Regions from separate parts of the Homo sapiens genome. Here region 1 is linked to region 2. Evidence: chromatin loops called from intact Hi-C (ENCODE). Cell type or tissue: B cell. All regions are shown on one strand. Links, peaks and the distances in the headings refer to the core of each region. The heading gives the core; the rest is flanking DNA. Region 1 overlaps BCL11A (BCL11 transcription factor A). Region 2 overlaps MIR4432HG (MIR4432 host gene).

Region 1 (15,772 bases), core at 5,112-13,111, 150 kb before region 2:
GACAGTGCTGGGCCTGTCAGAATTTTAGGTTGGTTCTTTGAGATGAATAACTACTTAGCTGTTGCTCAACTACTTTTGTTTGTGAAAGAAAGGGCAGTAAGCACCATGACATGAGAGAATTTCAGGTTTATTGTGATTTCTTTTTTGTGTTTGCATCTGTCGTGCTCAGTTAGGGCATTATCCGTAACCCCATAGGAACCAACACCGAAGACCATATGATTTTAAAGCTTTAGAAATCTGCGTGTGTAATATGTCTTTTGTGAATTTTTTTTTGTTCTTTTGCTTTAGAAACTGTAATAATAATCCATAGTAATTATCCCATAGTATGCTGTCCTTTGTTACAGGAGCATTGGATTACTGTGAAGACGTGTCCTGTATACAGTTTCAACAGCTTGTTTTTACTTCTTCCCTTCTCCCCGCACCCGTCGCCCCCCACCCCACCCGCTTTCTGTCTTGTGCTGTTTGGAAGACAATTTCCACATTTCTGCCATATGTCTTAGAAAAGCTGGGGACTTAGAAGCAGTAGCCGACTTAGGACAGCAAGCTCAGCTCAGGTGCGGAGGCAGCCCTGTGTAAGAGACTCTGTTATGCAGTGAGCTGTTGAAACAGCTGCATGTGGAAACAGTTCTTCCCCTTGCCTGTCCTCATTTCTTGAGAGACTCCAAAACATCTGAAAATGTAAAAGCACTTCACAAGGTTTTAACTTTTCTGGCTTGAACGGAAGCAGCTTCAAGTCAACAAGAGCACAATAGTCTTTGTAGGTTTTGGACACAGTTTTCTAGCTTTTCAAGAAAGGCAAGGGCCCTCCTTCCCTCCCTCCCTTCCCTTCCCTTCCCTTCCCTTCCCTTCCCTTCCCTTCCCTTCCCTTCCCTTCCCTTCCCCTCCCCTCCCCTCCCCTCCCCTCCCCTCCCCTCCCCTCCCCTCCCCTCCCCTCCCCTCCCCTCCCCTCCCCTCCCTCCCTCCCTTCCTTCCTTCCTTCCTTCCTTCCTTTCTTCCTTGTCTTGCTTTGCATTCTGCAGAGCTAGAAGAGCATTTAATCCTTGGCCCTCTGTCTGTTGGGATATTATGTTTTTTTAATAGTGCTTGTTTATGACTAAGGTCAAAGACAGTATTTCAGAACAAAAATTAGAGTTAGTTCATAATTGAGTACATATGTACGTTACTGTTTATTTTTATAGTTTGCTAATTTATTTTTAAACAGCTCAGTTACGCCAACATGTTTATAGCTCTGTTCATCACATGCCTTACCAGTCAGGGTGTTAAAAGGCACATGCTTTTCAATAGTTTGGATCCCAAGTTAAATTAGATAATGCCATCAGGTAGCAATTTAATTACATTAATTGAATGTTTAGGCGGAAAGGTAGTTTTGCAGAGGCTATAATGAAATCACATTTATAAGTACCCATGTATAAATCTCAGCATTATAGACATTATTTGAGGTTGCTGACAGAAAAATGGATATATATCAGGCGTTTAGGAGGAAACATGCGGGGGGCTGTCATCAGTGGTAAATGCTGCCTTCGCCATTTAGGAGACTGCTGGGCACGGTCGTTTTCTTAGTGAGCTGCCTTTATCATTAGCCCTCTAAGCAGCCATGCACAAAGGCACGTGGGTGCTGTGTTTTGTATAGCCAGGGCTTTCCTGGACTCAGCATGCCAGCTGGGGCCGGCTCACTGAGGCTGGAAAAATGAGATACAGTCTAGTGAGGTCTTTGTCACCTTGGAGGGTCTGAGGACTGGTGCGCTCGGGTTGACCCATGTGGCGTCCTGAGCCAGCTCTGTCCTGGATCTGAGGAACACTGTCTGAAGTTTTCCAGGGGTTTGACAGACCAGAATGGGGGCCGCTGGCAGGGCCTGGTGGCATTAGATGTGGCAAGTCAGACCACAGCTGGCCTGTGAAGGTGACTCTTCCTCTGATGCAGAGAGAATTAAATGAGGAGGCCAGAGCCCTAGCTGCTGCCTCCCCTCCATGCCCTCAGAGAAAGTGGGAGTGCTGGCATTTGGCTAACAGGACAGGCTATTTTGGGCCCAGGTGTTCTTTCTGACCTCTCTGTGATTTCTATGGTGGGTGTCAAAGGATGGCTGGGAAAGGGGATTTTTAGGTGTGCTAACATCCCTTGCCTATGAGTGATTCACTATCTTCTCGCACCATCTGGTTTCACCCGGGCTGCAAAGCCTAGTGTGGTGTCCCATACCCTGCAAAGCCCTATTTGGGTTATTTACCAAATGCCACCATGCCATCTCCACAGCATCTGGCAGACGAACCAGGTGGGGCTGCTATTGCTTCTGGGTATTTACGGGATGCAGATTTTTCTGCCCACCGTTGTTTTGGGAGGGATTTCCCCCTCCCTCAGGTAGAGTTGTTCTCAGAGATATCTGTAATTGGCCCTTCCCATTTAAGAGTCAGCCACGAATGATTTATTCTAAAATGATAGACCCAGGTAGAGAGGTTACCCACCCTCCGTCACAGAGTGGCCAGCTGTGTCCCCTGCTTCCGGGAGGTGGGAATGCATGTGGAGGGGTCGTTATTTCCTAACTCTCTTGCTCTGGCAGCCTGAAGAGCTGTCTGTGCCCTGAACAACAGCTTAGGGAGCTGGAGGAAAGAGAAGGAGGTATGCATTTGAGGGAGAGAGGCCCACTGGGTTGGACAAGAAGGTAAAAGAGGGCTGGTTTGGCCCCTAAGGGAAGGACAGGAAAGCACCCGCTTGTTCCCTGTGTGGATGCAGTGTTTGTCCAGCTGAAGGCAGCCTCACTCGGCTGACTACCTGATGAGTGATTTTCCCCAAGCTGACAGCTGCTCCAACACATTTCACCTACAAGTCCTGACAAAGTGGTGTGTTCTTTTGGGGCTGTTATTACTGCAGCAGGCATTTGGAACAATCTGGAAGAATGGGGTGCCAAAGGACACCCTTGAAGCCGTTTCTGAGTATCCGTCCCTTCTTTTCTCTCCGATCCTCTAGCTTTTTTGGCTTATGAAAAATTGGGCCCATCCCTTTCGAATGTCCATTGTGCTGTTAGTAATGAGGATACGGATAAAATCACATTTTTTTTTTGAGTAAGCCCTTTGAGGAGTATTGTCAAATTGAGACTCACCTCATGAGTAACCCTGTGAAGAGGCAGGAGAAAGGGTAGTTGAAGCTTAGAGAGGTTAAATGGCAGGTCTGGTCTCATGCAGCCGCAGGGGTAGACTAGGGATTCTGATCCAGAACTCCTTATACTTCTGGGTCCACCCCACGCTTCCACAGCCTGCACACAGGGTAGGGAAGTTGTGGCTTGCAGAAGGCTGTTTTTTTGGGGGGACGCTCTGTTTTAATAGTTTGGAGCAAGGAAGCTAGTGGTGGGCGCTCACTGGTAGGGGAGGCATGTGATAGGAATCAGTTTGATCTTTTAAGCATTTTCAGGGACAGATATGTACCTGATATTCCACCTCTCTATATAATTTCAAGACTTGATTGGCATTGTCCCTAAGCACCAGTAGAAAGCTTGAAGAAGCTTCTCAGTAAATACATCAGCTGTATTTCCAGGTGAGCAGTACCTGCTGAAATGCTGAGAGAACGTTCTGACTAGGAGGGCTTGGGGGAGACAGAGACAGAGTTGGCTGTTTCAGCAGACTCATTCTGCTATTTGCTTTTTGCCTTGGAGATTATTTTTTCTGGGTGTCCCGATGCTGAGCTCCCACTTCAAGAAGAACATTGGTATAAATTTACAAACCAGAAGTAGTCAGAGGTTGACTTTTTTGTTCTGTTATTCCTTCTTTGGGAGAGCAGGCTGGCCAGGAGGAAGGTTCAAGTGTGTCATATCCTAGCATTCAGATAGGTGGCCTCCTCTGCCTTTTCAGTGGGTGGCTGGGCTGGGTGAAATCTTGCAGTGACTAAGAAAGGAAGGGTGGACCCAGGCAGACCCAGAAGGTACTGCATCTTCATCATTGATCCTGCATGCGTGCCGGTAGGCAGCAGTTCTGGAATTGCTGGGGAAACCACAGTGCAGCATGAGCCCTGGGGCCTGCTCTCTTGTGCCCGGCTGAGCATCTCTGTTCTGTTTGGGGAGTCCTGCCAGGCAAGTGTGAGTCAAAGAGGAGACCAGGGCCCTATGTCATGGGGGCAGTGTCGGCTGAGTGGTACTCTTCAGAGTTCTCAGAATGTGCCGCTCGAAGCCATGTAGGCTTCCAGCAGGCTTCTAGCAGATGGGGTTTTGGCTGGGTTGGGCCTTAATACTCAGTGTCTTTCATTCCCTCTCTGCCCCCTCGTTCCTTTCCTGCATTTCTTGCTTTCTTTTTTTTCTAGAATCAACGAAGCAGCCAATAACCAATTTTCAGGAGGTTTAGATGAATGTGAATTGCTGTTTAATATAAAAATTTTATTAAAATAATAAAGCTCTGACAAAAGATCCAGAATATTGTCCCTTGCAGTGGGCTTTAGGGTTGCATCTTGGCTCCTAAATCTTCTAGGCGGGTTAAATTAGTCCTCACAAAATGTCACATTTCCCTGGCAGCTATAGGTTTCCAGGAGGGTGAACAAGGGCCATCTGGGTGTTTGCTGAGGGCTTCTCAGTCCTGGGTAGGAACTGCTGGGTGTGGAAACCACCAAGGCTTTGTAAGCCTGAAAGAGCCACTGGTATTGGGAGCTTGGTCTGCACTCAGACCTGAGCGCCACACATTATTTTCCCAGATTTGGGCAATCTAATGGATAGGAGGGAGGGTTATGCCCCATCTGTGAATAGGTGGAGGAGAGGGTCCAGAGAAAATTGTTGCAGTGCTCAGAGGAAGCAATAGCCTACTGTCTTCCAGGGACATGTCTGGCTCCTGGAATGCCTGTCCAGGCTGCGGTGGGTGGCATGGGTAAGGGTTTTTAATAAAAAGTCACAATGCCTGGAGAAGTGAGGCTCCTTGCAGCCACCTGCCTTTTCTGTCTTGGGTCTCCTGGTTGGACCCCATTCTGGCTTTCCACCTGGTCAGAGCCTCCTGAGGCTGCAGAATGGGGCTAACATGATCAAGGGTGATGTGGCTTCTCCATCTTGGGACTAGGAGTGACCAGGTTTAGAGAAGGTGGACTCATTCCTGCTCCCATTGCCAGGACAAATGCAGAGTGGATCTGGGTCTGTCCCTTCCACACAGACACCTTCATTTCAACACATTCCGTGTGTATTAAGATGACAGACACGTTGGTTTTGCTCCAAGCCAGTAGCCATCCCCCTAGACAGCCCAGGCCTTAAAAGACAAGGAGGTGTTTGGACAAGAGCAAGAAAGAAGTCTGGCTGTGTCTTCTGGGAGCCCCAGACAGACCAGTGTTCTTTCTCACTGGTTCACTCCTTCCCCAGCTCATTTTACCCACTCGAGACTTGATTCTCTTAGAGATTAAGTACCTCCCCTGGTCACATAGTTTCTGGGTGACAGGACTAGAATTTATTTCTTTTGATCACCAATTGAGTGCTCTTTCTGCTCTACTGTGCTACCATGATCAGAGGTAAATTTGTTTTTCTCTGATGATGATTGAAAACAGTTTTATTAACATATCAAGAACATTACAACACAAAGAGTTTCTGGTTTAAAAAATCTCTTTTCACTGGTATTTCTTAAATTCATATTTTAATATTAGAAAGCATGGGATTGGGTGTGAACACTGCTTTTGGATGTTGGAGGAAGATAAGAGAAGGAAGCTGGCTCTTTCTTTAGGAGCAATACCTGAGATCCCAGAATTGTATGTACAAAGTGTGTGATGGCAGAGCTCAAATCTGTGCTAGCGAGAAACCCCCTGCTACTCTTCTGAATCTGATGAAGAAGTTATTCTGTCTGTGCAGTTTTATTAGGCTGAGACTTTTTCCGATGGTTTATTTTTCCGTTTGCTCACAGAATGTAGAGGAGAGCCAGGAGGGAGCTGACACGTTCACACTGTTTACCTACTCCCTGACTTTGGAGCTCAGCAAATCTGCTATCCATCATTTTGTTTCACCAGCTTTTACAAAGCAGGATCATAAACTGTAAGCTCATTTGGAGGGACCTGATCTCTGATTGTTGCTTTGATAAGTATCTATACAAATATTCATATCATTCTGATAGTCTTGAGTTGCATTGTTACAACATGCAAACCTCTCAGTTTTCCAGGACTTCTGGTGGTACAGCTTCTCTGTGGAGTGAGGCATATTTTTGGTCTGGCCTTTCCTCCCTGAAGCTCTGTTAGCCTGAGATTTCACCTAGTGCAACACAAGTTGTGTAGAAAGAAACATAATACTACTTTATTCCATAATTCACTAGTAAAATAATTAGAATAAAAGGCTGTTTTGGAATGTAGAGAGGCAGAGGGGCTGATATAACTTCTCAGAATGCATCTTCCTGTTTTCCCGTCTTAAATTTTTATGTGAGATGAGCACACTGCTGTAATTAAGAAAGCAGTGTAAGGCTGGGCGCAGTGGCTCACGTCTGTAATTCCAGCACTTTGGGAGGCCGAGGTGGGTAGATCACCTGAGGTCAAGAGTTTGAGACCAGCCTGACCAACATGGAGAAACCTCATCTCTATTAAAAATATAAACTTAGCCAGGCATGGTCGCACATGCCTGTAATCCCAGCTACTCAGGAGGCTGAGGGAGGAGAATTGCTTGAACCCAGGAGGCAGAGGTGGTGAGCCGAGATCACACCATTGCACCCCAGCCTGGGCAACAAGAGCGAAACTCTGTCTCAAAAAAAAAAAAAAAAAAAAAGAAAGCGGTGTCAGTACTTGCAAAAGGCCTTTCCCTCTTGCCACTCAGGGAAGCACCCGAAAGAGAACTTACAAACCAGGTAAAGTATTTGGAAGTGATTAATCATATTACAAGAGTGTTCTTCATTTCCCCCAAAGGACCATGGCTTCCTGTGACACTTACCTGTGCTCTTATAGATATTAAAGACAGAGCCACTGGACTGTGAGCTCCTTGAGGGCAGGGAATGAGGCTCATTCCATTTTGTTCTGGCAAGTAGCACTACAGGTTTGGACCAAATGAATTAAATTGGCTGCCATTGAATCAAAGCAGAATGAAGGTAGTGTTTCTGAAACAATAATATAAATAAGTGCAAAATTGGATGTTTACCAACAACTTTCCAGAAACAGGTCTTGTTTCAGAAGATGTGCCAAAGATGTCTCATGTGGGCAGGGCTCCTGTGGAGACCTCTGTTGCTGAGTGAGTCAACCATGAGGTCGGCTGAGCAGTTCAGGGTTCTCCCATTTTACAGAGGAGGATGCAGCGACCCAGAAATGCTTGCAAGCCCACCCAGCTAGGCTTGCTTCACAGACACTCTTTTAACTAGTTCCATCAGCAACCCCAGGTTGGCCATACAATGTCATCATACACATTTTACCAGTGAAGAAACTGAGGCTTGGAGAGGTTAAAGAGCTGCTCCCAGACACACAGCCAGGAAATTGGTGGTAGATGAAGGATCCAGCTCATCTGTCTAACTTGGGAGCCTGAGTGTTCATCTTACCTATCCACCAAGGCTTGAAGTGAGGTGCCCCGACTGTGAGTTCCAGGTTTGATGCCTACAGCCCATCAGCCTTATACCTTGTCTTATACCTTAACTGGTGGAGGGTGCTGTCTCTGTGTAGCAGCCACCAGCCTAGCTCTGAACCCTGTCCTGAGGAGTTGGGAAGTGTGGGGTGTCTGGTTTATTCCATCAATACACGTAGTCCCTTCCATTCTTCTGCCATTTTTTCTCAGGGGCTCTCCTTCCTTCCCTGGCTCTTGGGTAGGCTGCCTGCTCTGATGTAAGTTCCTGCTGGGATGATTGCTCTGGCCAGGCCCCCAGCTGCTCCCTGCCCTTCTCTGAAGGCACATCTGTCAGCCCACAGAGGCACGGTTAATGGTGGCGGGGAAGCAGAGGCAGTGCATAATGGGGGAACTGGCCCCGGGAACCTCACCTGCCCTATCCCTACCTGCCCCCTGTCCCCTCCCCGCCTGGGCTTGACTTGTCCACTTTCACTCTCAAGACCACCGCTCTCACACACAGGTCCTGTGCTGCCCCCACAGCTTTGCAGGCTGCTGGTTTTCCATCCAGGGCACAGCCGCAGGCCTCTGGGCACCCTAGCCCTCAGTGCCCAGGGCAAAGCCCTGACATGCAATCTCACTGGCAGGCAGCCTCAGGCAGGCCTGGGCAGAGGACCGAAAGGAGGAGAGGAGGGAGGGAGCTACAGTAGAGCAGACAGGAGACAAACACCAGCTAAGAGTAAACAGCCTGGCAGTGGGGTGAGTGCCTGGCTGGAGGGGCTCACCTGGGCTGGCCTGCCTGGGAGGAGCCAGGTCGGTGGCTGCTCTCTCCGAATCTTAGTCCTGCTTGAGGTCTAGCAGCTTCCGGAGCTGCACATGGGGCTTGAGGTCTGGTGCTTATGGATTAGGAGGAAGAGAAGACAGATGGCAGAGTACCAGGCAGCTTAGGAACATGTCTCCTTCCACATGCTGTGGCCCAGGTGCTGCCCAGAGCTGTTTCACAGCAGCCTCTCCACTCAAGGTTGAGCGGTTTCCTTCAGTGCTGTCCACCCCTTTGGTCCGGGGAGCTTCATGTTCCTGGGCCTCACTGACACCTGCATGGGGTTGGTGGGGAGGTATGAGGGGTTGGAGGGGTCTTTTTGCTAGCCCTGGCCCGTGGCAAACACTGTCTTGAGAAAGTGGGACGTTGAAGGAGCTTGGACTCTAAAGTCAGCTACACATGAGTCTTTTCACCTGCTGGCTAGGTGGCCCCGGACAAGTCAATCAGCCTATTGGGCCTCAGGCTCTTTATCTATAAAATGGGGCTAATTTCCTTTTTTGCCCCTGGGAAGAAATATCACTTAGAGGAGTTACAGAATGTGCAACCTTTCCCAGGAGTATTGCTCCTGAAGGAATAAGGCACGATGGGCTTTGACTTCAGCCTCCAGCACTGTGGCCCAGAAGGGTATGGCTGGGCAGGGGCGTCACACCCCTGCAGCTCTGTGGGAGTGACGGAAGGGCGCTATCCACTCGCCTTGCACATGGCTGTCTTGCTCTACCAGGCCTTAGGTTCTGTGGCCAGATACTGTTCTCCAGCTCTTTGGCTTGGGCCCCGAGACCAGAGAAGATAATGGCAGCCCAGAAACCTGAATACTGGGGAACACATTGTAGGGTGATCTCCCAGAAAAGCCAGCGAGAAATGGACTGTAGCTGTAGCATTCTTCCCTTTGGATGCCTGTGTGGGGACAGAATCAGTGGAATGGAAAATGAAGAAGAAACACTGGCCCTGCCTCTCATCAATGCCCCCCCACCACCCACCACCACCACCTGCTTCCTGTTCTATTAGACAAACGTAGTTTCTGGATGAGTTGGACAGTCATCTGAGTTTGATCAAGATTTACAGGTAATTCAAATGTATGTATAAGGTACATACATATTAGTACATCCATCAGAGAGGCTTCCTTAAGCCACAAGTCTCTAGCTCCTCAGAGAACTGGCAGTCTGGCTGGGTCTGTACGAACTTGGACCTATAGATGACCTCACTGGTTTCTCCCCTTGTCACCTCATCTGCCTGCTTCCTTCTCTTTACTGATCTTATGTGAGTAGGTAGAGGGGTCAGATCACCTCTGCTCAGCTCTGCCCAGCACACTAAGCCTATTTGCTATTAAAATTTGAAAAACAAATGCAGGTGCCAGAGGTGGCTAAATAATGAATGTCCCAGGCCAATTCTAGGAAGGGAAGTGGGTATGGGGCAGCCCATTGCCTTCCTGGTACCAGGATGATGCAATGCTTGGAGGCTGTGAGCTCCCCACCTTCTCAGGGCACACCCTGTGATCTTGTGGGACCCCTCTGTCCAGCCCAGCCTGGGTGTGCATCTTGTGTGCTTGGTCGGCACTGATAGGGGTCGCGGTAGGGAGTTGTCGGCACACACTGCTGCATGTCCTGTGAGCGGTCCCCAAGGCTGTGCCCAGCCTTCAGTGTCCAGGGCCTCTTCTGACAGGCCCTGCTGGTTATCACTGTTGGCATTATCTCCACGCACCACTTCTGTGCCCAGGGCTGCTGGGTCACCTTAAGGAGCCACACACCCGTCTACATAGAGGCCCTTCCTGCTTGGGGTCTGACCCAGTTATCCCCTCCACACCTCCATTCTCCCAGACTTTTGACTCACCCCAGCCCTGCTAAGAGTGATGTCCTCCCCCAAAGAGAAGACCCCTGCTCTTGAGGGTCTGCCAGGTGGGTCCCTCATCTCCCCACCTCCATGGGCCTCTTGGATTTTGTGCATAGCAATCTCTGCAACACCCTGACCTTTATGGGGTCATCCTCGGCCAATGAAGCGGTGGGTCCAGGCTCCCCCTTCTATCACCTGGCTCACTTCCATCCTGCAGAGGAAGCTTGGTTTCATTTAGGACAATGTGCAGGATCCTTTTGATCATTTCTCTACTGGATCATCAGCAAAGGGAGAAATGAGACAAAAGAGGCCACTGAGTCCTTTGGGGGAAATATGTGCCTATAGTAAGGTGATAGTTCAGAGAAAGAGAAGAGTAGGAGGCTGGACCTGAAGGCCTTCCAAAAAAAGTAAAGGATGTTAAATTGCTCTGGAAGGTGCAAAGTGCCATCCAGTGGAAGCTATTATTATTATTATCATCATCATAATGGTCATTATCATCACCATTATAGGATATGGCACTGACGTAGGTAGTGACTGGTAAGAGCCGATTGAGTTTCTAGCTGATTCCTGATGTTAGGGGCCATGAATCTGTCTACCTGGAATGTTCTAATTCAATTCAGGAGCGGCAGTTTAAGTCTAGACTTCAAAGCACTCTCATATATCCTTGGCCTGCTAACCTGAGGGCTAGTTTCTAGGGATTGATTAACTTAAAGACAGTTCATATATGCTTGAATACTAGCTATTCATATTCTGAAAAATCTGACTTGATCAAACAGAGCAGTTAAAGGCGATGCTTCGTTTTACAAAAGATTTTCCCCCCTCTTTACAAAAGGATGCACAGTGGTATTCCTTTCAATGGAATGTTTCTCTAGCTCATTAAGTGTTTACAGGTCATTAGCTACTGCATGGAAGGACTTTGCTAGAGAAAAGGAAGGCTGCAAGGAAATAGCTCTAGCTCTAGCTCTAGCTTAGGGGATGCTAGCTAAAGGGAATTAGAATTGGTTGGCCAACAGGTGTCTGCGGTGTACTCCCTGTCCACTCAACACTGGGGGAGGAGTAGAGATCTTGCTTCCTTCCATGTGAGAGCTTATAGTCCCTTTGGAATCCAGATTTATCGTGAAGTAATCGTGAAGACAGAAATTAAGTGCTACATTGTGTTCACTCATCTCTTATGACTGTCCATGGGGAAATGGGTCCTGCTTTACAAAAATTCAGTTTGCATGCTGCTTTTCAGGCCTATGACTGTGACATCCAGTGAGGGAGATTTGAGGAAGGGGTTGATGTAAGACTCCTCTTGGGAGCATAGTGAGAGAGAGAGAGAGAGAGAGCACTCACAGTGGAACCTAGAGTGGGAAAGGCTACCTGGTGGCTGTCCTGGCATGTAAGTAAGTCTGTGTGGTCAGGGCTTGCATTCCATAAATGGCCCAGGCCCCTGCTGGCTGCTGGGAGAGAAAGTCGGTGAGGAGAGAGGGTTGTACAAGGCAGGAGAGATGTACTCACCAGGCTCTTCCAGAAGGGGTAACTGTCTCAAATCCTTGCCTTGAACCTGCAGCAAAGTGGAAGATAGGTGTTATCCTCCTCTCTTCCCTCTTTCCTGCTTCAGGCTACTCTGAACTCACTTTTGCTGTGTGTCCAGAGCTGACCAGAGGACAATGGCAGACTTATTGTCAGACTGGCAGCACCAGCCTAGTGCTCTGTCTCTGCCTGGGAAATGGTTTCACAAAGCTCCAGTTCTGCCCTGGACACTTGCCTCATAGGGCTATCCCTTTGCCCCTCAGTAACACCACTGGGATGGTCCACTCCCACCCTGTCCCCCATCTGTGGTAGCCTGTGTTGCCTCGTGGGACAAGGCATTCTGTAAACGTGTATTGGACTTCCATTGCTTAAGTCATGATTTGTTTTTCCGACTTCCAGAACTTTCCCGGTTCTGGTTTTCTGGGATTTCATGAACAATTCCCTGTTTCCGTAATCCATTTCCTGCACAGGTGCATTGCTTTCAATCATCTCCCCTCCGGTTATCCTAAAGCCTTCATTATCAATTGACTTTTCACATATGAGGGTGACCTCTGGATCCCTTCTCTTTGGTTTGTTTGTTCTCTTTTCCAGAGCTGCAGTATGTTTCTTAGGTGTTTTAAAAAATAGCTAAGAATAGTGAAAACACCCTTGTAATTTAGAGACTCTCAGAAAAATGACAGCACCATTTAGAGCCTGGAATTACAGTTTGACTTCACTGTGCCTTCTCTGCCCCAGGCTCCCATGGTGGCAAGGGTTTTTGGTTGGGGGAAGGGGTATTGAATTGCCTGTCTTTGAGCAGGAAAAGAATTACAGTTTTCCAGGTACCTTTTGTGTGTATGTGCTGATTGAGGGCCCATTGAGAATATTTTGACTTTTAGGGAAGCTCCAAACTCTCAAACCACAGGGATCACAACACATACGTGTGTCTGTTATGACGTTATATGTAAGCATCACAACAGGCAGAGAATGTCTGCACCCCACCCTGGAAAACAGCCTGACTGTGCCCCATGGGCAAACCAGACTAGTTTATAGGGGGTTCTACTCTGAGGTACTGATGGACCTTGGGTGCTATTCCTGTGATAAGGAAGGCAGCTAGACAGGACTTGGGAGTTATCTGTAGTGAGATGGCTGAAAAGCGATACAGGGCTGGCTCTATGCCCCAGGTGTGCATAAGTAAGAGCAGATAGCTGATTCCAGTGCAAAGTCCATACAGGTAATAACATAGGCCAGAAAAGAGATATGGCATCTACTCTTAGACATAACACACCAGGGTCAATACAACTTTGAAGCTAGTCTAGTGCAAGCTAACAGTTGCTTTTATCACAGGCTCCAGGAAGGGTTTGGCCTCTGATTAGGGTGGGGGCGTGGGTGGGGTAGAAGAGGACTGGCAGACCTCTCCATCGGTGGCCGTTTGCCCAGGGGGGCCTCTTTCGGAAGGCTCTCTTGGTGATGGAGAATTGGATTTTATTTCTCAATGGGAATGAAATAATTTGTATGCCATGCCGTGTGGACTCCCAAAATTGTAAAGGAGGTGAAGCTTCCCCTGTCTGCACTCTCCCCTCCTCATAATTGTCCATTTTTCATCTGTCGGGCTGTCCACCCATCCATCACATATAGGCACCTATCAGGTACCAGCTACTGTGTTAGGATCTGTGTTCCCAACTGACTTGCCTCCCCCTGACGTCATATTCTTTTCCTTTTTCCTCTCCCTTTTCCCTTTTCTTCTGACCCAAACTAGGAATTGGGGAAAGGGCCTGATAACTTTGTTTCTGCTGAGGTGTAACTAATAAATACCAGGAGGCAGCATTTTAGTTCACAAGCTCGGAGCACTTACTCTGCTCTAGGAACTTTACAAATACGCACTCATTTTATTTTCATACAAACCCTATGAAGCATATACTATTATTATTCCTATTTTACGGATGAGTCCATATTTTAAATTCCAGCTGAAGAAAGAACATTTGGTGATAAATCATTAGGAATGAGCTAGGAGTTATTTGTCATCACAGAACCAGTCTGTATTGCCCCAAGTCTGGCTTTGCCAATTGGAGATTAGGGAGATGGAATGAACACTTTTCGTCCCCTTTGATATCTCATCTCACTGAGCTCTGGGCCGTTTCCACTCTTCTCTCCCCATACTCCCATCTTGGCAAAAATTGCATAAGATTTATAAGACATTAGGGTATTGGAGATAATTTATTACAACCTCCTTGTTTACAGAGGGGCAACCCAGGTCCAGAGTGGGGAGGTGACCAGGCCATGGTCACTGCCCAGTTTAGAGGCCATGCACAGATGAGAAGCCAAACTCCCAGCTCCCAGCCCACGTCTTCCCACTCTCCCATGTGGCCTGTCAGCATCACCCTCTCTCACTCTTGCTTAGCCTGTGTAGCTCAAGGATGTATTTATTGCCCTAGGCGTAAGAATGTGCTCAGGTTTCTTAAGTAATGTAGGTGTGCCTCACCCATGGGGCTTCACTTTCTCTCTGTTTATTGCCAGTAGTGGTCTCTGTTCTGTTTTCTTCAGTTTCTCCCCCTTGCATTGTTGTCTAAGATGGCTGTCCTGTCTTTTGTCCACTTCCCCTCCACTCCCCGTACCTTCCTTTAATCAGCTTCCGCCACTGCCTGAGGCCACTCAGCTCTGGTCCCACTGGAGGCCCTGTCTCCCCCAGGGGTCCTTCTGCTTCCTGTTCACCTCTGATCCCCCAGCCCTGCCATGGCCAAGCTGATGAGGATGGGGGAGGGGGAGGCAGGGGGAATCTTAATTTCCTGCACTGAAGCTTTGCTGTCCACAGCACTGGGCAGCAGCTGCCTCCCTGGAGTGTTGTGTGAGACCTTGATGCTGTCTTTCTTCCCAAGGCCTTTGGCAAGGTAGAAGTCATCTCCTTGACTCTCCATGCTGCTAATGGGGGAGGTCAACTAAGTCCATTTCTGAGCTAGTGGGGGCTCTTAGGACTCCGAACACCACACTTAAGTTATCTCTGACCCAGAGTCCAATTTATTTGGCCTGATTCAAATGAATGCCCATTTTAAGAATGTTTTGGGGTCTCTTCCCATCATTTCCTTAGTGTAGTGGAGAGGTTTCTATTCGGAATAGGATGACATTTGGTAGCTGAGCCAAACAGATAGCTGGGATATAGGGTTTGGAGTTGAACTCTCCAGGGAATGGGGTGGGAGGGGGGCAGCCTGGAGGATGACAAAATGAGGGCTCCCTGGACTCAAACTCAAAACCTTTTCTGTGTTCTCGAAATGCCTTAGATGTTTACCTAAGAGAAATGTAGACATACATTCCTATAAACACATCTACACAGTGTCCATTGTAGCACTGTTCATAGTGGTCAAAAAGTGGTCACAACCCACATGGCAACCAATAGGTTGAATGGATAAACGCCCTATGGTGGAATACAACTCAACAGTAGAAGAATGAAAGAGTAACACACTCCACACCATGGATGAATCCCAGAATCATTCTGCTCTGTGGAAGAAATTAAACACAAAAGACGATATCCTGTATGAGTCCATTTGTAACAAATTCTAGAATTCTCAACACTGTGGTGGTAGGTGGGGGTTCAGTGGTTAGAAGGAAGGGGTCAGAGGGTTAGGGAAGGGGATTGACAGCAAAGGGGCATGAGGGGGCTTTCTAGACTGGTGGACGTGTTCTGTATCTTGATTTTGGTGGAGGCCACACAGCTGTATACAACTGGCAAATTGAATCCAACTGTACACTTAAAATGAATGACTTTTGTTGTATGTAAAGTATACCTTAATAAAGCTAAAGCGAAACAAAACAAAACACCCACCACTGGAGTGGAACCAAGTCTGTCTGTAACCTTTAACTGTTTGGGTCTCCTCAAGACTCTAGCCGTCTTTCAGGGTAGCACCAAAGTACATTTCAGGGAAATGAGAATGCCCTTTGTATTCTGAGATTTTATAGAAGTTGGTAATGACAGAGAGAGAGAGAGAGAGAGAGAGAGAGGGAGGCCCACTGAGATGGGGTTATCCACCATAAGCAGAGCATTTGGGTCTGAGAAGCGCATGAGTACTGGTGAGTATGTGAGGAAGGAGAGAGCAAGGGGAGGAAATCTGTTTTCCTAGAATTCCAGCAGGCTTCAAAAAGTAAAAAGGGGAGGGAGTACCCAACTAAGTTTTTTTCTTCCCTAGAAATA
Region 2 (15,772 bases), core at 5,075-13,074:
CCCTGTTAACCAGGATGGTTTCGATCTCCTGACCTCGTGATCGGCCCACCTGGGCCTCCCAAAGTGCTGGGATTACAGGCGTGAGCCACCGTGCTCAGCCGCTATCTACTTCTCTTCCTGTGTTTTCTGTTCTCTTTCTTCTGGGCTTTGCATTCTTTCTACCGTTCCCTACTCCTCCTCCCTGGCCTCCCAGGTCCTCCCTGGCCTCCTGACTTCCCCTTTCTTTCATATCTCTAAGTCTTTCCCTCTTGATTTCATCATATATCAAACTATCTAATAATAGTATTAAAATTTTACTTGTCTTTACACACATGATTTCATTAACTTGCTTCTCCAAGTGATTATTCTTTCTCCTTTTGCGTTGGTGGGGTTTGCGTAGCTGTTCCTCTTTGAGGAGGCCACCATGACTCTGGCGATTTGCTCTGAGACGCTACTTTCCACCAACTACCATATTGGGTGGAAGAGGCAGATCCAATTTTTAACTTTCTAAGGTAATAAATTCAGGAAACCCCAGCTGAGGCCAACTCACAATATCATTCATTTTGGTTTCTACTTTTCATAATTGAGTGCCTTTTTGTACTTCTCTTTGATAAGTGGAGTTAACATCTCCATGTGAACTGGAAAAGCTAAGTTGGTGGTAGTCCCTTGAGGATTTTGTGTCTTGCTCTGACACCTTCATTGACTTCATCAGAATTTAGATGTATTAAGGGATCAAGGAGTTGCACTTATGTGCATGAAGTTCTCAAGGTGTTTGGAGAGCCTGTTCCTAAGCCAAGTTCTGATGGTCCCTAGGAGAGAAAACTTTTTGCCAAATGAACACAGTTTGATGGAAAAGTTCATGACAAGCCAACATAATACTTTAACCATTTTCTAGCAGTGACTCAGCAGTTATGGAAAATGACTATGGGAAAAATACCAAAAAATTCTTCTTTTCTGTCTTCCCCTACTTTGATAAGCATTCTTTTCACTTCTCCTTCCAAGATTCAGAATTGTACTTTCATTCCCTTGTTGCTTTTCTTCTCAAACTGGGGAGTGTCGAGTGAGGTGGTGGTATCCTGGGTGAACCCTGGGCTGTAGGATAAACATGGCAACTTTCATGGAGCATTTATTTTACTTATGAATTTTTGAGGAAAATGTAATTAATGGAAAGATCATCATTACATGATGGAGTCAAATGCAAAATTGGCATTAATGTTAAATAAAGCAGGAAACTTCAAACTTTGTTGTTGTTGTTGTTATTGCTGTTTCTTGTTTTTTTGAGCCAGAGTCTCATGCTGTCACCCAGGCTGGAGTGCATGGAGTGCAGTGGTGCTATCTTCGTTCACTGCAACCTCCATTTCCTGGGTTCAGGGGATTCTCCTGCCTCAGCCTCCTGAGTAGCTTGGATTACAGGCACCCACCGCCATGCATGGCTAAGTTTTGTATTTTTAGTAGAGACGGGCTTTTGCCATGTTGGCCAGGCTGGTCTCGAACTCCTGACCTCAGGTGATCTGCCCACCTCGGCCTGCCAAAGTGCTGGGATTACAGGCGTGAACCACGGCGCCTGGCCAGGAAGCTTCAAACTTCTGTTTGAGGTTCTCCAGTTCAGCCCCCATCTCACGGTCTCCAGAAGTAGGATTCTGCTCTTCAAAGGGGTGGGGAGGTGCATGACCCTGGAACCAATTACTCTAGTGGATTTCTTATCAGAGCTAACACAGATTATTTGTCTGACAGTGAATCTTAACATCCTTGGGGCATGGATCTTACTACATCTATAATGTCAACTTCAGTCATCCCTACTAAAGGCATTAGATATTTGCAGTTGTGTTATCTGCAATGTAGGAAGGGCAAAAGTCTTGGGTCAATTTTAACTCTTCTTAGTTTACGAAAATGTCTGGAGTACATATAGGCAACCCATAGTCATTTGGGGACTTGTCGTTTGTGTGTGGATTATCTCAGCTTCTTATGTTCCACATTTCCACTTACCTGCTTTTGGACATTTCTTCACTCATTAGGTTATTTGTGATGAGTCAAATCCCAAATACACAATCCCAGATCAGGCTCAAGAAAGACATGCAGAGTATGTGCTCTTGGCAAAGGCCTCCTGATTTCCACAGGGCTTTGACCCCATGCTCGATGTGAAACTCCTTTTCCCGCTGAATCTGCTGCACCAGCATGGGTCTCAGGATTCCCTTAACCCTCCGGTTCAAAGCCAGCCTCAAAGCAGTCTAATAGTCCTCTTAGTCCTTAGCCCCACACTCTGATCTTGGTCTGTCAAGTTTCTCTCTTGGAACAAGAGTAAGCACAGATCCTCAGGGAAGAGCAGGCAAAGAGGAAATTTCTCTTTGAGGCCAGAGAAGAGTTGATCCAGGGTGCCCACTCTTGGCCAACCCTCAAAGGTAGTGGTCCCAGGCTCATCTTGCCCCTCCATGGCAAGTGGGTGCTAAGTGAGAAGCATGAATAGATGAAACCCCAAATAGCACCCTGAAGCAGACATCCGCACTTCCTCACCCTTCTCTCCTCATAGGCAGAAACTTGGGGGTGGGAGAGGGGGAAGAATTAGGGTAGCAAGGCAGGCATGTTGGGGGCAGGGTTGGAAGGAAGTTTAATGTTCGGATGTGTCAAGTTTCTCCTTGTGGCTGGAGTGTGAGACTAATATTTTGCCCCTACCAAAGGAAGGCCATGGCTGATAGAGACAATGATATTACATGCAATGCTTCTTTCTTTTCTTTTTTTTTTTTTGGTTCTTAGGTGTGGCAAAATGGCTTTGTTGTGGTGGAAGATGAATTGTCGTCTCAAGGGGGCAGAGGACTGCCTGTGAGCTTCCTTAACATGGAGCCCGAAACCGGTGTTTGCACAGTCCTTGAGGAAAGGGTTTGCTCAGCAAATTAACAGTGTGAACAAGACTGCAGGAGGGACCATTTACCTACCTGAGAACAAACTGTTTTCTAGCTCTTCAGCAGCACCACTTACGCACAATTTTCATGTGCTAATGGCAAGTGATTATTACCTAGTTAGTGAATATACGTGGAAGACATAAAATAGCCTTTACTATCCCCTGGTTGAGACAACTCGCTAACTCAGACTTGCCAGGTGCTCTGAATTAGAGAGGTGCTACAGGAATGTCCTCTCGGATTTTTGGCGTTGAGCATGCATGCATGTGAGCAGGGTGCCATTTCTTCAGAAGAAAAATAAATGACAACATTCTGTTTTGGGGCTTGAAACTGCATGACTGAAAACATAAAGGTGACAACTGTGATATGCTTTTTTAATGAGGGCAGAGATGTCAAGAGAAACCAGCCTTCTAGGAACAAAAGAATACTCTGTCAGGTGCAGTGGACTTAAGACCTTTTTCTCTCTTGGAATAATGTCCTTAAAAATAACCAAATTTTCCATTCAATAGAAAAATGTTCATCCCTTCCTCCCCATCAATATGAATTGTTGTCTTGGAGCATGGGGCACTAGCAAGCCATATTGATTTTGGAAATTAAAATGGGAATGTTGAAGAGCGTTTTCAAAGAATTATATGGGATTTTAGCCATCTGAATGGCTTTCTTTTTAGGGTCAGTGAGAGTATTCTGGCTAAAATGTAGCCCATTGCTTTAGAAATAGTTTCCTTAATGTCTTTCCTGTCGCCCCTGCTGGGTCTGTGCAGGAAATGTAAACCAACATACAATATGTGTGTTTATTTTCATGTCCCATTTTATGGGAAATTGGATGGGGTATTCCACTGAGGCTTCAGCTATGATGTGTTGACAATATAGGGGGAGCAGGGAAGACTATTGCTGAAAGAGTTTACAAGGGAAGAAGGGGGTTCTATAACCTTTGAGAACTATGGGGAAGAGCCAGGCCTGCCAGCGAGAGCTCCGTTACTCAGGGGCCAGAGGGAGGCATTCAATAATGAAACCGGCTGGTGAGTTGCTCATCCATTAAATGACATCCTCACCAGCCAGCCCCAGTTTCCAGCACAGTTGGGATGTTGTGCCACACCTCATCTTGTGAGATGTTATGTCTGATACTGTGTGGTCTTCCTGCCTCTGCTGGCCATAGGAAACTCAGGCTACCAAACACCCAATCCAGAGTCCATAAGGGGTCACTAACTGGGTGGGGGGCAGAGTTACCCGGAGGACCCCTGCAGGAATGCAGAGGTTAGAGATTGTCAAACCAGTCATATCCTGGCCTTGTGCAGGTGGTGGCAAAACTGAACCTTTTCCTGGGATCCTACTGGAAAAGCAATTTAAAAAGTGCCTGGGTAGCACGGGGCCTGCTCAGGGAGTGTGGGTCCGTGTATTTCCTGTAAAATGTTTGAAATCTCAGCGTTAGGCCCATCTGTAAGACAGCAGTAGGTGTCAGTGGGAATACATGTTTTTCCTGCAGAAGAAAAAAGTTAGCATGTTTGCATTTTAAGCTCATAAACAGCTGCAGCCTGGACCGCCATGGCAAGCACGTTGGGGCTGGAGGAGCTGAGAGCTGCTGTTTGCCGGTGCACAGCAGCAGTTTCCAGTTGTAGACTGAAATATTGTATATATCTCCAATTTCAATAGGACTTTGTTTTGTGTTTCTAAACAAGGAAATTGAGGAGTGTCAAATTAATTTTTTAGTCCTGGTCATTTTTTAATTCCAGTTGGCCAGCTCGGCCTGGATTTGTACAAATACCGATTCCAGAAAATAGTTGAAGTACTAAACTTAGTAAATAAATGTGTTTATCTTTCAAATAGATTCAAGATGAAATACCCAGCACTTCTCCAGGGCATTTCTGTCCCTGCCTATTCATTTTAGCAGCTTGACCAAACTAATTCCCTTCCCTTAGTGTAATATTTAAATGGACTTCTGGCATCTGATACATTGCCTGCTGCTCCAATTCCCTAAGAAAGTCATTTAAATAGATTTTGACTATCTTGCATCTACTATAAAGCCAGTCAACTAAAAATCCTGGTCACTTCTCTCTAATTTTAGATGAGCCATGTGGAATTATTGGCTTTTGAGAAAATTCATCTTATCAGAGCTGAAAGTTTTGGATTTAATTTTTAACTATCTTTTTTTTTTTCTTTCCCAGCAAGAAAAATGAATGAAAAGACAAATAAGAAAGTGTTGCCATACAAAGTTAGCGAGCTGTCAGATAGATATAACTACTAAATGAAAGTCCACATTAAACTTTTGGGGCAAGATTCTCACTCCGCCTTCCCTCAACTCCAAGCCTTTGCTCCACTCCACTCATGCCCAATCTGAGAAAGGAAAAGAAGCAAGTTTGACACGTATCCTGCCTTCCAGGAATTTGCGATCCAGTTGAAGAGACAAGCTCTACCCATTCAGAGGGTGGCTTGTGTGATTTGGGTTTTCTGCTAGGCACAGGATGAGGGGTGCAGAGGGGAGTGGGGGAAATAGATCCTTATGTATTGGCTGGGGACCAGGACTTGGGGGTATTATAATAAGTTGGCCTGAAGGAATAGCGAGAGGTGGGTATGTGAAAAGCAAGCTGATAACAGCATAGAGATGGCAAATATAAGGGGAAAGTGGCCACAAAAGTGAGCAATGGAATGCCAGGTGCAGTGGCTCACGCCTGTAATCCCAGTACTTTGGGAGGCTGAGGCGGGTGGATCACAAGGTCAAGAGATTGAGATCATCCTGGCCAACATGGTGAAATCCCGTCTCTACTAAAAAAATACAAAAATTAGCTGAGCGTGGTGGCACGCACCTGTAGTCCCAGCTACTTGGGAGGCTGAGGCAGGAGAATCACTTGATCCTGGGAGGTGAGAGTTGCAGTGAGCCGAGATTACGCCACTGCACTCCAGCCTGGTGACAGAGTAAGACTCCATCTCAAAAAGGAAAAAAAAAAAAAAAGTAAGCAATGGAGAGCAAAAGGTGGAGGTGGTGGACAGGGACTCGGCCAGTCTGACTGCATCCCCAGAAAGAGAGAGGACCTGGTGGAGAGTGTGGGGCTATGGTGGGGAGGCCTGGAGTGTCGGGCCAAGGACTTTAGATTTTTTGTTGTAGCCAGTGGGACGGGATTGTCATGAGATGTGGTGGAGGACACAGAAACCTGAGGCAGAGAGGCTCCTGTTCTCCACACTCTGGGGCCTTGGGTGGTGCTTATGTTAAATCATGACATGAGTCACCAGAAGGAGAGCCACCCAGATGCGGGAGGGCAGAGAATCTCTCTGAGTTGGGAGTAGGGAGAGAATGCTGCAGACTGGAGTTGTCTGGGAAGGTGTCTTGGAAGACGAGGATTTTGCCAGGTGAAAGGGAGTAGTAGGAAAGTTATGGTATTTTGAACCATCTTCTACTACAGGAAGATGATTATTAAAGCAGCACTAGACCCTACCTTGGCTGTCAAGATGCATGAATAAAAATACACTTGTCACCATATTTACTTCCTGTTCCCTTTCTTCCCGTTTAAAATAGTAATTGATGCTTTCATTTTTTAAAACAGATGTTCTCCATTTTTCAGCATGTTGTGGGGTTGCAGAGTATGCGTGGGGCAGCAGCTGGTGATAACATCTTTTATTTTTTAATTTTCTGGCTGTGGATTGGAATTAGAATCAGGATTTAGAAATGGGGAAGCCGTGGCTTGTGGCCTGCATCCTGACGTCTTACATTACATCTCAGGTAGCAGTTTGTCCTTATGAATCAAACCTGCCATGCTACTGACAAATAGGAGGTATTTTTATATGATGTAAGTTATACCTGCTTGTGGTAAAACAAAACCAAACCAGAAGGTTTCCTTTTCTCCTAATTTGTCTCTCCAGAGGAAACCACTGTTAACAGTTTGGTTTATATCCTTTCAGTCTTTTTTCCTTTTCAGATAATAACAGTGGTAAGAACTAACCTTTACTGGGGAATCTGGACATGCCAGACACAATTCTAAGTGCTTTACATATATGAACTCATTTAGTCCCTGTGCCAGTCCTCTGAGGCAATATGACTGTTTTCCCCATTTGAGAGATAAGGAAACTGAGATGTTAAGTAATTTTCTGGAGCTCACGTAGGTAGTAGGCAGTGAAGCCAGGATCAATATCCAAGTGTTTTGAGTCCTAAATCTGTGCTCTTAGTTATGACTTTATGCTGCTGCCATGAATATGTATAGTGCATATACATATTACTACCTAGTTCTTAAAAAGATGAAATCATACTATAAGTGTTGTTCTGTGGTTTGCTTTTTTGATAAACATTAATACTGGGGACATTTCCCCATTTCAGTATATATAAATTTAATTCTTTTTAAAATGTACCTACAATTATACTGATGTAGCATCATTTTCAAAAACGATACTCTTCCTTCTGGCCATTTGGGTTTGCTCCAGATTTTTGCTATTATAAACAATATTACAGTGAACCTCTCAACAATAGCAGTAGCAACAACTACCATTAATCCTGAATAATGTGCTTACTGTGGGTGGGGTCCTATTCTAAACCTTTTCCATGTATAAACTCATTTAAACATACATCTTTATATAAGTGGGCTAGTGTTTCCATAGGCTAGATGCCTGGAAGAGGGACTGGTAGGTTAGAGGCCAAGTGCATTTAAAATTTTGATTGCAATTTTCCTCCCCAAACAGGCAAGTATTTATTAAGTGTCAGCTCTAAGTGCAACACCCTCTTAGGCATTCTTTGGAATGCACAGACACATGAGATAGGGGCCCTCCCACAGGTTTACAAGAGTGGAGAGACAAGCTGGTACAAGTCGCCAGGTGATGAAAACAGTCATTCCACAAGGCAAAGCTGGTGGCATATGCTGGGAGCACTACAGGTGTGTAGAGAGCAGGGAGGTCTGTGAGGGGTGGAAGGTATCAGGGGGAGCTTCAGAGAGGAACTGGGGCTGAATGAGGCTTGGAAGGATGGAAAGATGGAGGGAAGGGGTTGGAGAGCAATCCTGGGGAAGGGCCAAGAAGAACGAGGCTTAGGCGGGAGGTGGTGTAGTTGAAGAATGAGACAGTGAGTCTGTGGGATTGCCATCCTGACTGAAGCAAAGAGTGTGTTTTGGGAACTGGTCAGCCAGCCGACCATCAAGAGAAGAGTAGAATAAGAGTAGAAATGGACATCCACCTGTCACATGACTAAATTGTTTAACCCAAATAAAAGCTAATCAATTAACAAATAAAGCTAATCAATTAGCTTTATAAATGAAGCTAATCAGTTGCTAAACTGTGCTCTATTCTTCTGCCTTGACATAAGAATCTTTGACCTGGAACAGGTTTGAATTTAGAATTTTCCACTCCATGGACTATGGCACTGGAGGGTGGTGAATTACATTTCCCGATCAGTGCCAACAGAAAGAGAATAGGGCTTGTGATAATCAGATATATTTGCCCAAATCACTTGGATAAGTTTTTCTCCTCTGTCAATGCTGAAGCACGCTGGTGCTGGAGCAGGAAATCACAGCCCAGAGAAGGTGAGCAGGTGCCCTGTTCACACAGAGCTTGGAAGTTCTAATCTCTGACCTGAAGTGAGACATTGAAATAGAAATCTTTCTCTTCCTCCTCCCTCCTTACCCTACCCCCAGCCAACAAAGAAAGAAATGCAGGTGCATTTAACTTTGCCTGTAACTTTCTGTTCTGCAATGAAAATGGCCTCCTGTGTTTTTGTTTCACAAGCACAATTAAAAGTCTAATTTCAAAGCTACAATAGGGAAGCAAGGGCGTCAGTAAGAAACCCAGAACTTGATGCAAATAATTGAGCCATTTTTAATTTGTTCAGTGTGATCAGGTAGGGGGAAATTCTATATTTAAATATAACCAACCACCTTGAACCTTGTATGGAAGTAACTGTGTAAGAAATGTTTGGTAACATGTTGCTGAAGTTGTAAAATGTGTACCTCCCAAAACAAGGATATTCAAAAGTTAAGTTTCTCACGGTGATGTTAACACATCCGCATCGCGTTGCACATGCTGTACAATTCTGCATCATAAAAAATGGATTTACAAGCTTAAGTACTACTCGGGAATATTACATGTGTGGAATGTGGCTGGGTTAATGTCACTGTGAGACCCTTAGCCGTTGCCAAGGAGGTTTCCTGAGCCTCAGCTGGGGCCAGGCGGGGGCAGACTGGAGAAAGCCGCTGCTGCCTGGGCCTGCAACTTTGCCTAATGAACAAAAACACCATTTTGGCCTCAAAGATCTTGAGCTCCACAAGCCACAAATCACAACGAGGAAGAAATCAAACATTAAGGTTTCTCTCGGATTATTATTGACCAGGACGGTCTGGAAATTATAGGATCTTTCTAAATGTGGGCAGGGGCTTCCGTGAGGTCCAGCAACACAGTGGCATTTGCTTTTACTGCTGCTATTTCTCTGTTTCTGGTTTTACTTACTCTGACCCCTCTCCACACCAGAGCCGGTGTGAGAGCTGCTGTCACCTGGCCTTTCCCAGAGCTGGAGGGAGTCCCTGGGGGACGAGTTGGGTGGCAGGTGATGCGTGTAGACTAGGATGTGAGATTAACTCCAGTCCGAAAGGGCCCTGGGATAAATTACACATGTCCGAACATATCCATAGAGGAGGAGTTGAGTGGAAATAGGCTTCAGGGGCAGCCAAAGAGGGAAAAACATGAGGACATTGTGTGTGTGTGTGTGTGTGTGTGTGTGTTGCTGTAATGATGGGAGGGAGGATGCAAGGCAGGACTTACGGGTCCTAGCCAGCTGTGCTGCACCTGGTCCGTGAGGCAGTGTGGAGTCCACCGAAACGACCCTCAAGCCTGATGCCAGTTCCAGAAGCCCAGTCGGCAACTCTGCCACCTTACACTCCTCTCCCCGTGGAACTGCCTGGGGGTGCTGGCATGGGGACATGAGGGATGTCTGACAGGAGAAACAAGCATTTCAAGAGTGTGTGGTTGGCTTCGCTGTCCTTTGGGGGGAGGAACTGGAATCAGTCAACAGGCAAGTAAGTTGTTATTGCACACCTTTTATGTATTCTGCTGGGCCGTGGGCTGCGGAGGGCACTAAAGGGGTAGAACATCCTGCTCCTCTTGAAGACGCCCAGCCTTTGGTCCCATGACCTCAGGCACATGCGTAATCTAAGCGGCAGCCCAGAACTCATGACGGGTGCCCAGTTCCTTGATGCCTCCTGAAGGAAATGCTGCAAGCTGTTCAGAGGATGGAGACTGCATGGGGGTGTTCGTAGGCAAGGAAGGCTTCAAGAAAGAGGCAGCTCTGAGCTGCTTTTCAAAGAAGAGAGGATTTAGACAGGCAGAGAGAAGTGGGGATCACTCAATAGAAGTAAATTCCACAAGCTCTGATCTCTATCCCTAATAGGGAACGGGGCTCCTAACAATAGCTTTTTTTTGTGGTCTGAATTCAGGCCCGACTCCCAGTTCCAGCCTGAACACTGGTCAGCTGAAGACAACGCTGCCACCTTCATCTCTTCCCTGCCTGTCCTGCTTACAACAGTTGCAAGAAGTTTATACCCACATTAAGCCCCCAGAGGCAGGCTGGCAGCCAGCCTTCGCCACTGGTGCAGAGAACTGAGTCAACCACCCGGTGTTCCTGGCTGCTCCCCCTGAGAAGCTTTCCCACCCTGTTCCCTGAGTCGAGAGTCTTGGCTGGGCACCTGCTGCACTGTGGACGTGCGGACGCGGCCTCCAGAAGGGGGAAGGGAGCCCTGGCTGGCTTCTCTGAGACGTGTTGAGTGGCTTGCCATTGAAGACTGTTTCCTCACTCAGGCAGCTGCATGCCCCAAGTGAGTGACTTCCTCTCTCTGGACTCAGTTTCTGAATCTGTAGACAAAGAGGGTGGACCAGATGGTCTTGGAGGTGCCTTCCAGGTCACATCTCTCCTGTTTCTAACAGCAGGTGGAAGCAGGTGAGGAGGGCAGTCGGGCAGAGAGGAATGGAGAGGAATTCCCCCACAGAGGCTCTTGGGAACCACACAATTCCCCATTCTGGTGCCACCTGCTTCAAGGATGTGAGTGAGAGCAGTGCTGGCCTTGAAGCCTACATCGGTGGGTAGTCTAGCCTCCCTAGATGTGTCCTTAGGTGTCATGGGATCCATATCTGGATCATCAAGGAGACCTCACTTAGGCTTCTCTTGACTTACCAGGAAAGGCTAAGTCTTGCTTCGGGCAGGCAGCTGCCTCTGGGGCCCGGGCCTGTGGCCCCAGGGGAAAGAATTGTTGCCCCAAGATGCTCATGCAATGTTGTGTGACTGTGGCAAGGCTGTGCCATTTTAGCTGGGATCAACACGCTAATGGGCACAGGTCCAGGGGGAGTGCAGGTGCCTTCCTGGGTGCAAAGTGGCCCTCATCCCCATAGCACACAATGTCTGCACAGCTGAGGCTGGAAGGGACTGGCTGAGGGCCGTGCTGGTGTGGGCAGATCCCTGGAAGATCACCTGGGCCATCTCCTCATTCTAAAGATGAGAAGAACGAGGCTTGGAGAGGATGAGTGTCTTGTTGAGGGTTGCACAGCAAGTTGGGGACACAGCTGCAGGAAATCCAAGTCTCCTGATTCCTAGCCCATGATATTTTCTCTCCCACCAAGTTGAAAGGCTGAGGTGATGGGAGGCCTGGCATACCACAGATGGAAACTTGCATCGTTGCCCCCGGGGCTCAGATGATTCTCTAAAAATGTGTCTGAGGAAGTGAGAGTGCAGGGCCTCTCCTCACACGTTGGAGCTGTAAGTAGGGCACGTGCTTTCAGCTCCAGGCAGGACTGGAGAAGGTTATGGAAGGGCAGCCAACCAAGAAGCACTTATTTAAGCATTTTTATGTGCCTAGCCCTGAGCTAGGCATAGTAGGGCATAAAGGAGCTTTGAAGGACCCTCCCAACACAGCAATTTCACTGCAGCTGGTGAGCAAATTTAACTCACAAATCAATTACAAAAACAACCTCATGCAAGCTACTGTTTGTGTAATAAAATGTAAGAACATATATTTGTATTTGCGTAAAGGAAATCTGGAAGGATATAAAAAGATAATAAAAGTGTTAACTAAACAGTTACGTGATGGGGTGGGGGTGAGATTTTTGTCCTTTGTACCTTTTAATTACAAAATTATTTTGAACTATGTGAATGCATTTTCTTTGCAAAACATTAAATACAAACAATAACAAAAAACCCAGACAACTAAATGTGAATTGGGTGGCAAGGGGCCAAAGGGATTTGGGAAAAGCAGAGTTCAGAAGATGTCATAGAGCTGATCCAGGTTTCTGGAAGGCCAGAACTGGAAGAGACTGTTGGCGTTATTTTGTCCAACTTCCCATTCAATGCTCGTGTGTTTTGTACAACAGCCAAGACATGGACCTTCGAGAGTCCCTCACTCAATAATTCCTAAATGCTATGGCATGACAGTGCTAACCTAGGGGTCACAATGCACAGATAGGTCGGTCCCTGTCTCAATGGCCTTATGTTCTCCAAGTGTACCCTTGACTGAAGTGCCAAGGAGATTCTGATTCCTAGGGAAAAACAAGAAACACAGGAGTTAAAGGGCTTGGAAGGAGGATAGAATTAGGGAAAGCAGCAGAGTTTAGTTAGGATTTGAAATAAATCTCAAAGGAGGGGTCAAGTTTTGACAATCGGAGGACAGGAGTACCAGGTGGTAGGGATATGGATAAAGATAGAGATAGAGGCATGTTCTCAGGATTAGCAGGGGACTAGGCCAGGTAGGGTGGAATAGTAGGGTGGGAATCTGGGTGAGTATATGTTGTAGATTGTATTGACTGTCAGTTTGAGCTTTTTTTTTTTTTTTTAATTCAATAGAACATGGAGAACCAATAAAGATTCCTGAGCATGTGCTTGAGTCATTCTTCTTGAAATTCTCCAGTGAGTGGGAACTCCCTATTTCATCCAAGAACTCATGAGGATGAGCTTCTTGGAAGCAGTAGGAATTGATCTGGGGCTTCAAGGATCAGAATGTCGAAGGTACTCTGGGTGGAGGGAAGAACGAGTCTAGTGTTAATGCGCACTGGGAAAGGATTTTGAGCATGAGAGAGCATATCCATGCTGTGCGTTGGGTAGACAGCTCTGGCTGTGCTATCTAGGATAGGCTGGAGGAAGGGTTGCTTGAAGCAGCATGACAAGTTAGGAGTCCCTCACAATTGTCCTAAGAAGAGATTCTGAAAGCCTGACTTAGGAGGTAGTAATGGGAGTGGAAAGGCACACTGGAAAGACTCATTCCTCTCCTATCCCTGAGGTCCTCTTTGCTTGGATTAGAACAAAACAAAACAAGACAAAACAACCAACAAACTTCTGACTCACTTGCCAGTCTCAAGGGAAGAGACTATCCTTAGCTCAACAGTCCAAGATCTCTGTTTACTAGATATTTTCCTGGGTCATTTCTTTATTTCCTGTGCCACTGGCAGGGGGTGGCAGCTGTGGTCACCCTGGCCCTGGTGTTTTTTGGCATTTTGCTGCAGTTTAGATTGTGTTGATGGTAGGATAAACATTTCCATCCTTGGGCATCTTGTTCCATGCCAGAGGAAAGGTACTCAACGGTGTTGAAGCCACTGATACAGCTGGCCTCAACCTTCTCATCTTGCATATGAGAAAATGGAGGTCCGGAGAGTTAAAGAACATGTTCAAATCATGTGGGGAGAAGTGGGGACACAGGAGCAGAATTTAGTCCTTAGGTCTTGGACTTTTTTTTTAAGTATACCTTGCAGTTTTTATTGAATAATGCTAGTATTTACTGACCACATACTATGTGTCATACACTGTGTTAAAGCCTTCATTAATTTCATTTAATCCTCTTAAGTTGCTATAGGTAGGGACTATCATTATCTCTATTTCTTCAGATGACAAGCTGAAGGTCAAAGAAATTGAGTAATTTTCCCAAGGTCATGTAACTAGGAAGTTGCAGAGTCAGAATTTGAATCCAGGTCTATCAGACACCATGTATCTGTCCAAGTATAAGGAACCCCCTGAAAATTACTTATTAAAAATAACTCTGACATCTCCAGCCGAGTGTGGTGGCTCACGACTGTAATTCCAGAACTTTGGGAGGCCAAAGCAAGTGGATCACTTGAGGCCAGGAGTTCGAGACCAGCCTGGCCAACATGATGAAACCACAGCTCTACTAAAAATACAAAAATTAGCCAGGTGTGGTGGTGTGTAGTCCCAGATACTTGTGAGGCTGAGGCAGGAGAATTGCTTGAACCTGGGAGGGAGAGGCTACAGTGAGCTGAGATCATGCCACTGCATTCCAGCCTGGGCCACAGAGGGAGACTCCATCACAAAAAAAAAAAAAAAAAAAAAAAAAAAATTAAAAAAGAAATTGTGACATCTCCAATAGAAGTTCTACTTTTAAAACATTTACTATGTGAGTAAATATATAATGAACTCAGTAATGCATTTAGGTGAACTTGTATTTTAATAATCAGTATCTATAAATGTTATGGAATATATACTTTTGGAAAATAATGTTGTGAATTCATGCAAGACATGATGGAAATGAGTTTTAGAACTTTCAGTTGGGTAGAGGAGGTAGTAGGTAAGGTGGGGAGGATGGTTGCTTACGAAGTACATACAGTAAGGGGTCATCTCATTGGAGTGAGTTTCTAAACCTTTTCAGGTTTCTCATATAACCTGACCCACCGGTGTAAGGGTATGAATGAAGTCACACATTTCACTGGCTTGTTACTCCTACCTGCAGAATTCATGACCTCAGCCCCACTGCAATGTTTACTAGTACTTCTGGAATGCACAGAGTAGCATCACATGTAAACAAACTTGGACCTGCTGCTGGGCTCTGTCTATTCATCGTGTGTCTTGCCATTCTCCCTGGTGCCCTGCCCCATGTCCATGTGCTCGCATGTACTGCTGTACCGGAGGCTGGTGGTCTGTGGAAAAGCAGAGGGAGGGATGGACAGGGAGGCCTTAGTAATCTTTGTTAGAGGTATTTGTTAAAGGGGGTCCCACAGCAGGGCTGCTGGAGCACCAATGAGTTACACAGCTTAGAAAAAAAACAGCTCTTTCCAGTTTTTAATTGAGTATAACTTATATTCAATACAATGCACAGATCTTTAGTGTTTAGTTCAATAAATTTTGATGATTGTATATGCCCATGTGATCAAAAAAGTTATAGAATATCCCAGAAATTTCTTTTATATCCCTTTAGAGTCAATTCCTTTGTTCCCCAGAGTCAATCACTTTCTAATTTTTATCATCTTAGTTTTCTCTAACTTCTCCTAAATGGAGTCATACCATACATACTTTTTAATGTCTGGCTTCTTTAACTTGGAAATATGTTTTCAAAATGCGTCCAAGTTTTTGCATGAATCAATAGTTTATTCTTAATACATACAGTTAAATTGTATTCCATAGTATGGATGTGCCATAATTTGTTTTTCTGTTCTCCTATATTTGCATAGCTGGGTAGTTTCCAGTTTTTGACTATCATGAATAAAGCTGTTATGAACATTCTCTTACAAGTCTTTTTTGGAAGCCTGCTTTCATTTCTCATGTGTAAATAGTAGTGAAATTGCTGGGTCATAGGGTAGATGTCTATTTAACTTCACAGGAAACAGCCAAACAGTTCTCCAAAGTGGTTGTACCATTTTATATTTGCGCCAAGCAGTATAAGAGGGTTTTATGTCCTCTGTATTAACTTCAACATTTGGCATTGTCAGTGATTTTCATTTTAATTATGCGAGTAGGTTTGAAATTATGATTTTGATTTGCACTTTCATGATTATTTTGAGCACCTTTTCGTATTTAATTGACTCTGTATATCTTGTGATATTTTAAAAAAGTCTTTTCCCTATTTTTTTAATGGTGTTGGTTTTGAAATTTTTGGTTTGTAGGCATTCTTTATGTATGGTGAATACATGTCCTTTGTCAGATATTTGTATTGTAAATATTTGTTTCCAGT

What was found. A loop is a pair of places that touch in the nucleus more often than their neighbours do. Peaks named below come from ENCODE experiments on the same cell type or tissue, not always from the same donor. Only the 100,000 strongest peaks of a DNase experiment are listed, where the experiment ranks them.
Region 1: a loop joins it to region 2, with 2.5 times the contacts of the local background. A loop is called at or near these places in 2 of 110 quality-filtered maps.

Annotation. Positions count from the first base shown.
Region 1 is chr2:60,492,426-60,508,197 of GRCh38, reverse strand. All of the region lies in intron 2 of BCL11A (BCL11 transcription factor A), which reads left to right. Among named protein-coding and RNA genes, the nearest start is that of BCL11A, 53 kb to the left of the region's middle. RefSeq lists enhancers at 7,995-8,204, 10,628-11,237, 13,791-14,290, 14,291-14,792 and a silencer at 8,845-8,914. In B cell, for the core only: no CTCF peak of the experiment used is centred there; DNase peaks (open chromatin) are centred at 8,321 and 9,267; H3K4me3 peaks cover 1,095 bases; H3K27ac peaks cover 8,000 bases.
Region 2 is chr2:60,346,807-60,362,578 of GRCh38, reverse strand. MIR4432HG (MIR4432 host gene) reads left to right here. Exons shown (of 2, transcript NR_132992.1): 2 at 2,731-3,363. Among named protein-coding and RNA genes, the nearest start is that of MIR4432, 33 kb to the left of the region's middle. RefSeq lists enhancers at 8,878-8,927, 9,068-9,147, 9,628-10,127, 10,898-10,977. In B cell, for the core only: no CTCF peak of the experiment used is centred there; DNase peaks (open chromatin) are centred at 8,628, 9,958, 10,628, 11,558 and 4 weaker places; H3K4me3 peaks cover 3,441 bases; H3K27ac peaks cover 8,000 bases.